2 separate regions of the Homo sapiens genome follow, and region 1 is linked to region 2. The links are chromatin loops, found by intact Hi-C in ENCODE. Cell type or tissue: PC-9. All regions are shown on one strand. Each heading gives the region's core, and the rest is flanking DNA. Links, peaks and the distances in the headings are about the cores only.

What was found. Hi-C counts contacts between places; a loop is a spot of excess contacts. Peaks named below come from ENCODE experiments on the same cell type or tissue, not always from the same donor. Only the 100,000 strongest peaks of a DNase experiment are listed, where the experiment ranks them.
Region 1: a loop joins it to region 2, with 2.9 times the contacts of the local background. A loop is called at or near these places in 2 of 110 quality-filtered maps.

The regions. Positions count from the first base shown.
Region 1 is chr14:103,294,784-103,302,221 of GRCh38, reverse strand. LOC105370686 (a long non-coding RNA gene) reads left to right here. Exons shown (of 3, transcript XR_944246.2): 2 at 2,318-2,517. Among named protein-coding and RNA genes, the nearest start is that of EIF5, 36 kb to the left of the region's middle. RefSeq lists an enhancer at 1-376. In PC-9, for the core only: CTCF peaks have their summits at 3,121 and 3,324; no DNase peak of the experiment used is centred there.
Region 2 is chr14:103,351,264-103,358,701 of GRCh38, reverse strand. No RefSeq gene overlaps it. Among named protein-coding and RNA genes, the nearest start is that of SNORA28, 17 kb to the right of the region's middle. RefSeq lists a silencer at 3,876-4,170. In PC-9, for the core only: CTCF peaks have their summits at 3,470 and 3,695 (motif pointing right); a DNase peak (open chromatin) is centred at 3,901; H3K27ac peaks cover 1,073 bases.

The sequences.
Region 1 (7,438 bases), core at 1,938-4,437, 56 kb after region 2:
CAAGGTCATGGACCTGCCCCATATTTCCTGGAGTCTGCATTGGATCGAGGCTCAGTTTTGTCTTTGGTGGTGGTGGCAGGGGCTCCTCACCCCTGCCTGGCTGCACTGGTCTGCATAGAGGTCTTCTCTCCCTCCTGTGCCCTCACTCTGCCTGATCTGCCAAGGGGCCGGGAGTGGTTGGCTAGGGCCCGGCTGCTCCCACCTCCTTTCTGTGTTGGGGAGTAGGTGCTGGCTTAGAGCCCAGAGCTCTGGGTTTGGGCCTGGCCTTGCTACCCACCAGTTTGGGTTGGGCTTTAGTGTCCTTACCTGTATCCTGGGAATTATGTTACTTGTCCTGTTTACCACTCAGAGTTCTTGTAGGGATAAAAAAAAAAAAAAAAAAAAAGGACTTAAAAGGCTTTGGAAGCCATCAAGAGCTAATTAGGGTGCTGATGATTCTCCCCCTTAGCTCTGCAATGCAGGACTCCCTCATCCTGCCCCGCCCGGACAGCTCACCTCCTGCGTCCTGCCTCCTGCCCCCTCACCCCGCCCTGAGCACCCGGCTGTGTCCAGGGCTGATCTTTGCTGTGCACCCCACGTGCTGCTGGGGGTTCTGTAGTAGGCTTCAGGCCCTGGATGAGGCCAGGCTGAGAACCGCTGGTTGACACAGATACAGACCACTGGGTGGGCATCAGGGTGCTTGCTGCTGGGATACAGGAATATTTTGGGGCAAAACTCTAGGAAGCCTGTTTATAAAAGGCTGCTCCATTTTGGCCTGCAGAGAAATGAACTTTTGGCATATGAGTTTGGAATCTGGAGGAAGAGAAGCTTAACTGACTTCTGAAGCAATTTTTGGAGCTTTGTATTGGAATATGAAATACATACAGAGAACCGCAGGTACCTAAGTGTGGCCCCATGACCACTCATACACCGACCACTTTGGAGGAACTGGCACCCACATCGGGAAACAGAACATCACACCCCCTCTCAGAAGCCCCCTTTACGCCCTGTGCTCGGTGCCCTGCTGGTGATCACTATCCTGATGTTCCCGAAGCATTTTAAAGGCTGGTTGTGATGAACTATAAAGATGGTTGGACTGTGCTCAAAGCAGATCCAGCCAGTCCCTCCCTGTCATCAAGTCCCATGAATGTGCCCTTCCCGCCAGACTTCTCAGCACTGCAGTTCCCCAGGGGGCTCACCTTTCTCAAAAGTGAACTAGGAATGCTTTATTTCTCTAGAAAGGATTTGTTTATACCGAAAGCCAGGAAGTTTGGTTAGGTGGCAGCAGAAGTAGGCGAGTGAATAGGATGTGTGATTGGAGGTCAGCATGGCTGGGCTCTAAAGAGGGTAGGCGTGTGTCCCCCCACACTCGGCCTGGTCCACTCCTGTGTGTGCTTGTGTGCTCATGTCTGTGCATGTGTGTGCATCGTCTTCGTGACCAGCCAGCAGGTGGAAAGCAAGTGCCTCTTCTGTGCCAGGCATCTGTGTTAGCTGCACACACCAAGATGACTCTGATCATCCCTGCTGTTGAAGGGCTACTGTCTAATGGGAGAAGCAGGCATGTGGACACACTGGCTTGGTGTTGACGAACAGCAGAATGGAATGTCAGACTAACCTGCATCCAAAGCCTACTATTAGGTTGGTGCAAAAGTAATCGTTGTTTTTGCCATTACTTCCAACGGCAAAAAACGCAATTGCTTTTGTTTTTTGTTTGCTTTTTTTTTTTTTTTTTGAGACAGGATCTCACTCTGTGTCCCAGGCTGGAGTGCAGTGGCATGATCTCGGCTCACCGCAATCCTGGGTTGAAGCGATTCTCCTGCCTTAGCCTCCCCAGTAGCTGGGATTACAGACATGCGCCACCACTCCCGGCTAATTTTTGTATTTTTAGTAGAGACAGGGTTTCACTGTGTTGGCCAGGCTGGTCTCGAACTCCTGACCTCAAGCAATCTGCCTGCCTCAGCCTCCCAAAGTCGTGGGATTACAGGTGTGAGCCACCGTGCCTGGCCAAAAACCACAATTACTTTTGCACCAAGCTAATAGTTGCTGGGAGGACTGGAGAAAATAATGCATATGAAAGGCTTTTCGTAGTACCTGGCCTATACTAAGCCCTCTGCAAACGCTGGTTGCCATCATTCTTTCTTTCTTTTTTTTCTTTCTTTCTTTTTTTTTTTTTTTTTGAGATGGAATCTCACTCTGTCATCCAGGCTAGAGTGCAGTGCAATCTCGGCTCAGTGCAACCTCCGCCTCCCAGGTTCAAACGATTCTCCTGCCTCAGCCTCCCAAGTAGCTGCCACCACAGTTGCCTACCACCAAGCCTGGCTAATTTTTATATTTTTAGTAGAGACGGGGTTTCACCATGTTGGCCAGGCTGGTCTCGAATTCCTGACTTCAAGTGATGGGCCTGCCTCAATGTCCAAAATTGCTGGGATTCCAGGAGTGAGCCACCACGTCCGGTCCTGCCATCATTCTTAACAAGAGCGCCCCCACCATCGTCCAGGGAGAGATGGAATATCCAGAGAAGAACAGAGCTCACAGAAGGTATGGAAATGGTGCAGAGCTTCCTGTCCTGGGGTCTGTTGACAGAATTCAGGGGTTCCATGAGTGCAGGGGAAACTTGTATCTTTAGTCTCACTAATTTCTACCTGAAATCTAGCATTTTCTTTAATCACGAACATAGGCAACAAACCAGAGTAGTATTAGCAGGGTCCCTGAGTTTGTTACCATCACAGACATTGTCCTGCTGCGTTTCAGTTGTAGCAGATCTAGAAGTGTCAGTGAGGCTCACCATTTGAACCCATAGCAGCTATTAGATCAGCCATAGACCTGCCTAATAACAGTAAAGATCATTATATCACCCAGTTACTGTTTTAAAAACACTTGGTAATATTTTCAATATATTTGGTTTCATTTGTAACCTTATGTATTTTATGTTATGCTGTATAAATGGTACCCTGAAAAGGGCTCTATAGTTTTTACTACATTGGCAAAGGGGTCCAGAGCACAAGATCCAGAATCCGTCTGGTGGGGAAGGGAAGGATTCCTTTGTGGGGCAGGCAGGGCATGTCAGGAAGGCTTCACTGTGTGGAGGAGCCTTACACAGGGTTTTTTTTTTTTGTTTCTTGAGACAGTCTCACTCTGTCACCCAGGCTGGAGTGCAGTGGTGTGATCACAGCTCACTGCAGCCTCTAACTTCCAGGCTCAAGCGATCCTCCCACTGTAGCCTCCCAAGTAGCTGAGACTACAGGCGTGCACCACCACACTCAGCTAATTTTTAATTTTTTTTTTTTGGTAGAGATGGGGTTTTGCTACATTGCTCATGCTGGTCTTGAACTCCTGGGGTCCAGTGATCCTCCTGCCTTGGCCTCCCAAAGTGCTGGGATTAGAGGCTTGAGCCACCACACCTGGCCCCCTATTGGCTTTATGGAGAATATAAAACTTGTCCCTTTTTGTCATGAAAAAGCCATCTGGTGGCTGTCCTTAGCTCCAGGCCTGGCTCCCAGTCAGTGACTCTGACCCACAGGGAACTAAACCCACCTAGAAAGGGACATGGATTTGCAATGCCTAATTGAGTATTTTAATTTAGTCCTATGATATTTTAGTTTGAAACTAAAAGGAATTTAGTAAAGGGAGTGTGGCCAATGTTTAAGGACCAAAGACCTAGGGAATGTTTTGTTTGTTATTCAATTGCAGTATTTGAAGCAATTAAATATATAATTTAAAAGGTTTAAGAGTTCTCATTTAAACCAGCTTGTAAATGAGACTGAACGTAAACCACAAGCCCCTCTGTAAACAGTTGTTAGAACTGGCTGGATTTATCCACAGCATGGTCAGGTTTTTAAGCTGATCTTCAACACTTAAGGAAAAACTAGGTTTTTAAGTGTAGAACTTTAATACCTTAAATATATATATTTTAAAACCGAAGTAACTGCCACTAGTCATTTATGTGCACAGAAGTCTTTCTTTCTGTTTTTTTTTGGCTCACTGCAGCCTCCGCCTCCTGGGTTCAAGCGATTCTCCTGCCTCAGCCTCCTCAGTAGCTGGGACTACAGGTGTCTAGCACCATGCTTGGCTAATTTCTGCAGTAGAGACGGGGTTTCACCATGTAGGCCAGGTGGTCTCAAACTCCTGACCCCAAGTGATCCTCCCGCCTCAGCCTCCCGAGGTGCTGGGATTATAGGTGTGAGCCAGCACACCCGGCCTGCAGAAGTCTTTTTTTTTTTTTTTTTTGAGACAGAGTCTTGCTCTGTCGCCCAGGCTGGAGTGCAGTGCCGTGATCTCGGCTCACTGCAAGCTCCGCCTGGCGGGTTCACGCCATTCTCCTGCCTCAGCCTCCCGAGTACCTGGGACTACAGGCACCCACAACCACGCCCGGCTAATTTTTTTTTTGTATTTTTAGGAGAGACGGGGTTTCACCGCATTAGCCAGGATGGTCTCGATCTCTTGACCTTGTGATCCGCCCGCCTCAGCCTCCCAAAGTGCTGGGATTACAAGCGTGAGCCACTGCGCCCGGCCAGAAGTCATCTTTAAACATCTTTAAACCTCTTCCTGTGGCATCCGCAGGCCCTTGAGATGCTCATCCGAATCTGCTCACCCGTGGGCCTTGGAAGGAGGAGGCTGAATTCCTCCCAGCTGTGGCTTCCCCTGTGGAATGGGATACTCCAGGTCTCCTGGCCTAAGGAAGCGGGGGCTGGGACTCACTGAAGGCTGTAACATTGGGTTGGGGGTTACAACCAGCAGTTTTAAAAAAACGGAGTAGAACTAGGGTTACCAGGTGAATTACAGGATACCCAGTCATATCTGCATTTCAGATAAGTAACTTTTTTAAAGTGTGTATGTCCCAAATATTCTATGGGGTGGAACACACTAAAAAAAAAGTATTTACCTGAAATTCAAATAGCAGGTGTCCTGTATTTGTATTGCTCAATCTGGCAATCCTAAGTAGAATGGAAGAGAAAGTGTGGGAAGGGGCCAGGGCGTGCAGGGGAAATGTGATTGCCTGTGCATTTGTGGGCATGTATTGTAAATACCCACGTGTTTCTTAACTGTGGGTTGGAGCCAGCAGTGAGAAGCCGCTGTCCCTAGTGGTTGTGAGGGCTACGTGTGAGGCTGCCGCAAAGCCGCTTAACAGCGCCCGGGGAGTAACGGGGGCTCACGCCTGTAATCCCAGCACTTTCGGAGGCCAAGGCGGGTGGATCACCTGAGGTCAGGGGTTTGAGACCAGCCTGGCCAACATGGTGAAGCCCTGTCTCTACTAAAAATAAAAAAAATTAGCCTGACATGGTTGCACGTGCCTGTAATCCCAGCTACTTGGGAGGCTGAGGCAGGAGAATTGCTTGAACCCAGGAGGCGGAGGTTTCAGTGAGCCGAGATCGCACCACTGCATTCTGGCCTGGGCGACAGTGAGACTCCATCTCAAAAACAAACAAACAAACAAAAAACCCAGAAAACAGTATGTAGTTTATAGGATAAGGATATAAAGAAAAAATATATGGCTGGGCACAGTGGCTCACACCTGTAATCCCAGCACTTTGGGAGGCCGAGGCGGGAGAACTCCCGAGGTCAGGAGTTCGAGACCAACCTGACCAACAGGGAGAAACTCCATCTCTACTAAAAATACAAAATTAGCAGGGCGTGGTGGTGCATGCCTGTAATCCCAGCTACTTGGGTGGCTGAGTCAGGAGAATCGCTTGAACCCGGGAGGCAGAGGTTGCAGTGAGCCGAGATCACGCCATTGCACTTCAGCCTGGGCAACAAGACAGAAACTCTGTCTCAAAAATTAAAAAAAAAAAAAAAAAGGAAAGAAAATATTTTTATACAGGTGTACAATGTGTGTTTTAAGCTAAGTGTTATTACAAGAGTCCAAATGTTTTTTAAAAAGTAAAAGGTATATAAAGTTAAACCATTACAGTAAGTTAAGGCTAATTTGTTATCAAAGAAAGAAAAATATTTTTTATGAACTTAGTGTGGCCTAAGTGTCAGTGTTTACAAAGTCTACAGTAGTGGCCAGTAATGTCCTAGGCCTTCACATTCACTCACCACCCACTTGTGACTCACCCAGAGCCACTTCCAGTCCTGCAAGCTCCATTCATGGTAAGTGCCCTAAACCTGTGTGTCATTTTTTACTTTTTATGCCATACTTTTACTGTACCTTGTCTATGTTTGTATCTGTTTAGATACACAAATACTTTTTTTTTTTTGAGACAGAGTCTGGCCCTGTCACCCAGGCTGGAGTGCAGTGGTATGATCTCAGCTCACTGCAATCTCCACCTCCTGGGTTCAAGCGATTCTCCTGCCTCAGCCTCCCAAGTAGCTGGGACTACAGGCACCTACCACCATCCCCAGCTAATTTTTGTATTTTTAGTAGAGATGGGGTTTCACCATGTTGGCCAGGCTGGTCTTGAACTCCTGACCTCAGGTGATCCACCTGCCTCGGCCTCCCAAAGTTCTGGGATTACAGGCGTGAGCCACCATGCCTGGCCTAGATCCACAAATATTAATACTTACCATTGTGTCACAATTGCCTACAGTATTCAGTACAGTCCCACGTTGTACAGGTGTGTAGTAGGCTGCCTCATCTAGGTCTTTGTCATGATGTTCACGCAGCCACGAAATTGCCTAATGACACCTCTCAAAATGTATCCCTGTTGTTAAGCAACACATGACTGTATACATAGATACATTTGAAAATAAATTTTTATTTAAAAAGAATATTTGTTTAGAAATAATATTTATTTTAAAAGAATGACAAAGCCATAACATGTTAACATTAGTCATTATTTTTAAATGAAAAATAAGTATGTTCTGAAACCACAACAACAAAGTTAACAATAAGGGTGGCATTAGTTTTCATTTTTGTCAATATCTTTATGGTCTGGCTTGATAGGAGACAGGTAGATTCTCATATCTGCTTCTGCATGAGTCTGTTGTGATACGTTGTTTTGGTTGAAGTTTGTGGGGAATATTCAGCCGCTCACAGACATGCTGTTGGAAAAGGATGAGTAATTCAATACAGTCTTTAGATAGTTGTGACTATCCTTCTTTGATACCACACCAAAACTGGAGATGTTTAAAGATTAGTTATCATGATTATTTAAAGATTCTTTAAAAGATGAGTTATAATCAAAGATTGGTTAAAATGTGGATTAAAGGTTAGTTATAATGTGGATTCGAGATTATAATCTTTAAACTGAAAGGGTCTTGTACATTTTCATTTACTTTATGTATATGATGTGAAGTAGAGCTCCAACTTCGTTCTTCTGCAGGTGGCTCTCCGCTCTCCCAGCTGAAGAAAAGACTGTTCTTTCCCCACTTCACCCTCACATTTGGGGGTCAATTGATTTTGATGAGAGTGCCTTGGCTCTCATCAAAATCAACTGACCCCTAAATGTGAGTTTCTTTCTGGAATCTCAGTTCTATTGTATGGGTCTATATGTCTGTCTTTATACAAGCACACACAGGT
Region 2 (7,438 bases), core at 2,403-4,902:
ACAACAACAACAACGAAAATTAGCTGGGAGCGGTTGTACATGCCTGTAATTCCAGCTACTAGGGAGGCTGATGCAGGAGAATCGCTTGAACCTGGGAGGCGGAGGTTGCAGTGAGCTGGGATCACACCACTGCACTCCAGCCTAGGCAACAGAGTGAGACTCGGTTTAAAAAAAAATGAAAATAATAATAGAAAATAGTAATAACCACATTGAGAGGAAGATGTGGGGGGATGGGGTGGTGAGTCACCTCTACAGGTGTCACCTGAGACCCCAAGGGATAATGTCTCAAAGTGACAGCAACTTATAGCTATGTACCCGTGTTATATAGTAGTTAGAGGTTAATCACCAGAAAAACCTCAAACAGAAAGTTCAGTTACTACAGGCCAATTCCAAAGCTTGTATTTTTTTTTTTTTTTTTTTTTTTTGGAGACAGACTCTGTCTCTGTCGCCCAGGCTGGAGTGCAGTGGCATGACCCCGGCTCACTGCAACCTCTGCCTCCCAGGTTCAAGCAATTCTCCTGCCCCCATCTTGGTTCACCACAGCCTCCCCATCCTTGCTCAGGTGATTCTCCCACATCAGCCTCCAGAGTCGCTGAGACTACAGGCATGCACAGACATGTCCTGCTAATTTTTGTATATTTTTTAGAGACGGTGTCTCACTATATTGCCCAGGCTGGCCTCGAACTCCTGAGCTCAAAAGATGGCACGCCTTGGCCTCCCAAAGTGCTGGAAGGTGGGAGCTGCCAGGTGTGAGCCACCGTGCCTGGCCTCTTGCTGTTTCATTATCCATTAGATGTGCAGTGTTATTATCTTGGTTCTGTCTGCTCCTGCCCTGTCTCTGAGTTGTTGCCTCACCACGTCACAGTCTTATGAGCTCTTTTTTTTTTTTTTCTTTTAGATGGAGTCTTGCTCCGTTGCCCAGGCTAGAGCACAGTGGCGCGATCTTGGCTCACCGCAACCTCCACCTCCCAGGTTCAAGCAATTCTCCTGTCTCAGCCTCCCGAGTAGCTGGGATTACAGGTGCCTGCCACCATGCCCGGCTAATTTTTGTATTTTTGTAGAGATGGGGTTTCACTGTGCTGGCCAGGCTGGTCTCGAACTCCTGACCTCAACTGATCCACCTGCCTCGGCCTCCCAAAATGCTGGGATTACAGGCGTGAGCCACTGTTATGAGCTCTTTTATGGGGAGATGGATCTGGGGACACCTGCTTTTCTGCCTTGGATTGAATTTCACCATATCTGTTTTTATACTTGTCCTTGTTTGTTTTTTCCTTTGCAGGTTGAATTAAAAAATCAGACTCCAACTGAGGATCACACATTGCATTTAGCAGAAATGTATCTTTAGTCTGCTTTAGTTGCCATAACAAAATACCATAGACTGATTGGCTTACACAATAGAGATTTATTTTCTTGTCCTTCTGGAGGCTGGAAAGTCCAAGATCGTGGTGTCAGCATGATCAGCTCCCAGTGAGGGCTCTCTTCCTGGCTTGCTGTCTTCTTCCTGTGACCCCCACAGGGGACAGAGAGAGAGAGAGAGAGAGAGAGAGAGAGAGAGAGAGAGGGAGAGAAGAGAAAGAAGAGAAGAGAGAGAAGAGAGAGAGACAGGAGAGAGAGAGAGAGAGAGAAGAGAAGAGAAGAGAGAGAAGAGAGAACACACTCAAGAATGCTTTCTGTGCTAAGTGTGGTGGCTCATACCTGTAATCCCTGCACTTTGGGAAGCTGAGGCAGGAGGATTGCTTGAATCCAGGAGTCAAGACCAGCCTGGGGAGCATAATGAGACCTTGTCTCTACAAAAAATAAATAAATTAACAAAATTAGCTGGGCATGGTGACACATGCCTGTAGTCCCAGCTACTTGGGAGGCTGAGGTGAGAGAATCACTTGAGCCCGGGAGGTCAAGGCTGCAGTGAGCTGAGATTGGGCCACTGTACTCTAGCCTGGGCAATGGAGGAAGATCGTGTCTCAAAAAAAAAAAAAAAAAGAAAAGAAAAGGAAAAGAAAAGAAAAACAGAAGTGCTTTCCGGTGTCTCTTATTATAAGAGTACTAATCCCCTCATGAAGGCCCCACCCTTTGACCTCATCTAACCCTATGACCTCCCAAAGGCTCTATCTCCAAATACCATCACACTGGGAGTTTGGTCTGCAATATAGAAATTTTGGGAGGATACTGTTTAGTCCATAGCAACCTTCTTTCTAGATTAAAGAAGACTTTTAAATTTTATTTTATTTATTTATTTATTTTTTGGTGCTTCATGACACTGACGTTTTTGCTTCCTTGTAGTGGCCCTGTGTATGCTTGCATATCTACCAAGCTGTTTACTTTCATTTTGCTCATGGTGTGTTTGGGCTGCTCTGGCTAGGCTATCTCTTCTGATGTTGGGCGGGAGATTTCTCTGACACTCACGTTGTTCTTGGGGGTATTTATCTTCCCCTATATACCAGCTTTGACGAGTTTTGGCTGCATGCATAAGAAAAAATATGCAAAACAAGGCAAATGTTTATTTCCCTCCTCTAAAAGAACCCTGAAGGGAATCAGCACAGTGTTGATATGACACTTTCAACAGCATCCGGGGCCAGCCTCTGACCTTTCTGCCCCATTCAGACCCACTTACTTCTCACTGCCAGGTGGTCCCGACCAGGCACGACTTCTCCGTGACTCTGGTTGGTCACACTTTTCTGGGGACATTTACAAGACGAGAGTTAGTGGGAAGAACCACAGTCTGGCTGCTGCCAATGCCCTGAGGCTGTACTTGATACTCATTATCTTCCTCCACCCTGAACCATCTAGACATTCTGCAAAACAGCATGTTGGCCACCATATAGAGGGCGTCACGTTAATCAGAGCAGATGCCGTGGTAAGACACATGCCATCCAGGGGACTGGAGATAAAGCCTACGGAGACTCAGGAGCCTCCACATGGACAGTTTAACCCATTCATCAGGTCACATGGAAGACTGCTGGTTTTGCGTTGGGCCAGGAGCAGAAAGAGCTCTCCAGCAGCCCAGGCTGCCACAAGAGCAGCTTCCTGCATGCACCCATGACTCAGCAGGTGCAATGGAACTAGAGGGGGCTGTGGTTGGGAAAGATGCTACTTCCCAGTACAGACCCCCTGGGTTCTGGAGAAAGTCTGTGCCTTACACAACAGAGAACTACAAACCATTCAAAAAGCAGCCCTGATGCGCTCCTGGACCCTGCTAGAAACTGTCTGATGGCTAGAACTTCCCAAGATGAGTTCATTCTGGCCGGACGCAGTGGCTCATGCCTGTAATCCCAGCACTTTGGGAGGCCGAGGCAGGTGAATCACTGAAGGTCAGTGGTCAGTGACCACTGAAGGTGGATCACTGAAGGATCACCAGCCTGGCCAAGATGGTGAAACTCCATCTCTACTAAACATGCAAGAATTAGCCAGGCGTGGTGGCAAGGTGCCTGTAATCCCAGCTACTTGGGAGGCTGAGACAGGAGAATCGCTTGAACCCAGGAGGAGGAGGTTGCAGTGAGCTGAGATCATGCCACTGCACTCTGGCCTGGGTGGCAGAGCAAGACTCCATCTCCAAAAAATAAATAAATAAATAAATAAATAAATAAATAAATAAATAAAAGAGCTGATTCTGCTGGACCCACCAAGTCTTCAGGTCAGGTGGACCCAACAGTAACCCACAGTGAGATGGAAGTGGTACATCTGCAGTACAGCATGGCAGGACCAGGGGGCGCAATGGGCTGCACAGCAGGTGGCTCAGACACCCGAGTCATCTGCTAGTATTGTACCAACACCTCTCCCTCAGCTACACCTATGGCCTCATAGTGGGAGGAGGGAGATGATGAGTATCACATCCAGCCTCAGGACATCTGCAGCAGCCAGGGTTCAGGTCTTGAATTCTATTGTGACAGAGAGCTGCACAATTCACATCGCTGTTGGGAAGACCATAAACGGATGCTGCTGTGCCCCCGGGGCAGCACAGGTGAAAGTTTTAGCCACTGCAGGGCTCGGACACTTCAGGGACTGTCAATATTCCACCTGCTGGGTCCTCACTACCATTCAGCCAGTGAGTCACCCTTAAGGAATTCCATCCTTGCGGTCTCCTTCATGGGATGGCTCTGGTTCCAGCTATCCTAGGTCAAGTTCCTATAAGCGGCACCTGCAATGGGGATTCTTGTAAAAGTAATTTATTACAGTGTGCATGCATTCAGCCGTTTCTTACATTGCTATAAAGAAATACCCGAGGCTGGGTAATTTGTAAGAAAAGAGGCTGATTTGTCTCCTAGTTCTGCAGGCTGTATAGGAAACATAGTGCCAGCATCTTCTGGTGAGGCCTCAGGAAGCAAAAGCGGAAGGCAAAGCGGGATCAGGTGTTTCACCAGGCAGGAGCGGGAGCAGGAGAGTGGGTGGGAGGTGCCGCACACTTTTAAACATCCAGATCTTGTGAGAACTCATGCACTATCATGAGAACAGCACCAAGAGGATGATGCTAAACTATTTCATGGGAAATCCACCTCCATGATCCAGTCACCTCCCACCAGGCCCCACCTCCAACACTGGAGATACATTTAAACGTATTTGGGTGGGACAAATATCCAAACTATATCAGCTTTCTTTTTTTTTTTTTTTTTTTTTTTTTTTGAGACGGAGTTTCGCTCTGTCGCCCAGGCTGGAGTGCAGTGGCGCGATCTCGACTCACTGCAAGCTCCGCCTCCCGGGTTCACGCCATTCTCCTGCCTCAGCCTCCCGTGTAGCTGAGACTACAGGCGCGCGCCACCATGCCCGGCTAATTTTTGTATTTTTAGTAGAGACGGGGTTTCACCGTGTTAGCCAGGATGGTCTCGATCTCCTGACCTCGTGATCCGCCCGTCTCGGCCTCCCAAAGTGCTGGGATTACAGGCGTGAGCCACCGCGCCCGGCCCAAACTATATCAGCTTTCTAAGGAGAAGAGAGTGAGGAAAATCGGAGAGGGCAAAGGAAAAAGGGTAAGCACGGCTGTGGTCTCGGGTGGGGTCCGTGTGGCTTCAGTCTGGTCCCATGGAAAGCTTGGAGCAAAAATTGCATCTGGGTTCATCCCACATCAAAGCAAGGGATGGGCATTTCACATTGTGAGTCTGTCATTCGCTGCTGACTTATCAGACAAGGCAGTACCTATTCTTCCAAGGCAATTGGCTGGAGAGAAGGTGGGCGTGAACTCTGGCAGTCAACACTCACGGGGCTCATGCTTCTTAGACAATCAGGAGATGTGTGCAGAGACAGAGAACAGCACTGTGTCAAGATGCCAATTGTGATGGTAAAATGGATCATAGAAAAGAAATCTCTGGCCGGGCACAGTGGCTCATGCCTGTAATCCCAGCACTTTGGGAGGCTGAGGCAGGCAGATCACCTGACGTTAGGAGTTTGAGACCAGCTTAGCCAACATGGTGAAACCCCATCTCTCCTAAAAATACAAAAATTAGCCAGACATGGTGGCACGTGCCTGTAATCCCAGCTACTCGGGAGGCTGAAGCAGGAGAATCACTTGAACTTGGGAGGTGGAGGCTGCAGTGAGCCGAGATCGTGCCATTGGACTCCAGCCTGGGCGACAGAGCAAAACTCCACCTAAAAAACAAAACAAAACAAAACAAAAAACCCTCCATGACTCTTCAGATGACCATACCCTAGATGAGTTCTCTTAAATGCAAGCATCAAAGAGTGAACAATATGCATCTGAGGACAAAAAGGAAATCTGGATCTTGCTCCTGTTGCCCAGGCTGGAGTGCAGTGGAGTGATCTTGGCTCACTGCAGCCTTGACTTCCCAGGCTCAAGCAGTCCCACCCCAGCCTTCCTAATAGCTGGGACTACAGGCTCGAGCCACCATGCCCAGCTACTTTTTGTAATTTTTGTAGAGACGGAGTTTTGTCATGTTGCCCAGTCTGGTCTCGAACTCCTGGGCTCAAGTGATCCACCCACCTCGGTCTCCCAAAGTGTCGGGATTACAGGCATGAGCCACCGCACCCGGCTGAATTATGGATTCTCATATCCATATTCAGTCCTTCAACAGGAAGAACTAGCAACACAACGTTTTGTGACAAGAAATGGGATACATTTTGTTAAAAGGATGCATGATAATATTTCTTCATCTTTTACGATGTTTGTGTACATACTTTACTTGATACATTCAGTAAGTGGATGATAAAGTTGGATACACGGGGGTGATTGGAAGGAAATAGATGATGAAGAAATGAAAACAATTCATTGGATTGACCATTTAATTGGGGTTTATAAATCTAACCATGACAATATTTCACAATTATGGAACAAAGAAGATGGCCATCCTCTCAACAAAATTATGAGTGTCAAAGTTTTCAAAAGTATTGGGTTTCACAGATTCAAAGAGAAGAGTGAGAAGTCATGATAAGCTAAAACCTACTAAAGATGTAGTTGAAATCTGGAAGCAGTTTTTACAAGATGGATATGTTCTAGATTCAACATACAAGACAGGGCATGAGCAGTAAGTGGAAAGCAAAGGACATTGCCTAGTCTTTTTTTTTTTTTTTTTTTTTTTTAACAGAGACAGGGTCTTGCTATGTTGCCTGGGCTGGTCTTGAACTCCTGGGATCAAGCAATCCTTCCACCTTGTCCTCCCAAAGTGCTGGGATTACAGATGTGAGTCATTGTATTCAGTCCATTCTTGGTATATATACTTTCTTTTTTGAGACAGAGTTTTGCTCTTGTTGCCTAGGCTACAGTGCAGTGGCGCGATCTTGACTCACTGCAACCTCCGCCTCCCGGGTTCAAGCAATTCTCCTGCCTCAGCCTCCCAAGTAGCTGGGATTACAGGTGCCCACCACCACACCCGGCTAATTTTTATTTTTAGTAGAGATGGGGTTTCACTGTGTTGGCCAGGCTGGTCTCAAACTCCTGACCTCAGATGATCCACCTGCCTTGGCCTCCCAAAGTGCTGGGATTATAGGTGTGAGCCACCACTCCTGGCCTCTTTCTTTTTTTTCTTTTTCTTTCTTTCTTTTTTTCTTTCTTTTTCTTTCTCTTTCTTTTCTCTTTTCTTTTTTTTCTTTCCTCTTCTCTTTTCTTCCCTCCCTCCCTCCCTTCCTTCCTTACTTCCTTCCCTCCTTCCTTCCTTCTTTCCTTCTTTCTTTCCTTTCTTTCTTTTTGACAGAATTTCACTCTTGTCACCCAGGGTGGAATGCAATGGCACAATCTCGGCTCACCACAAACTGCCTCCCGGGTTCAAGCGATTCTCCTGCCTCAGCCTCCCAAGTAGCTGGGATTATAGGCGCCCGCCACCACACCCGGCTAATTTTTGTATTTTTAGTAGAGGCAGGGTTTCACCACGTTGGCCAGGCTGGTCTCTAACTCCTGACCTCAGATGATCCGCCCGCCTCAGCCTCCCAAAGTCCTGGGATTACAGGCGTGAGCCACTGCACCCAGCCACCTCTTTCTTTTTTTTAAGACAGCGTT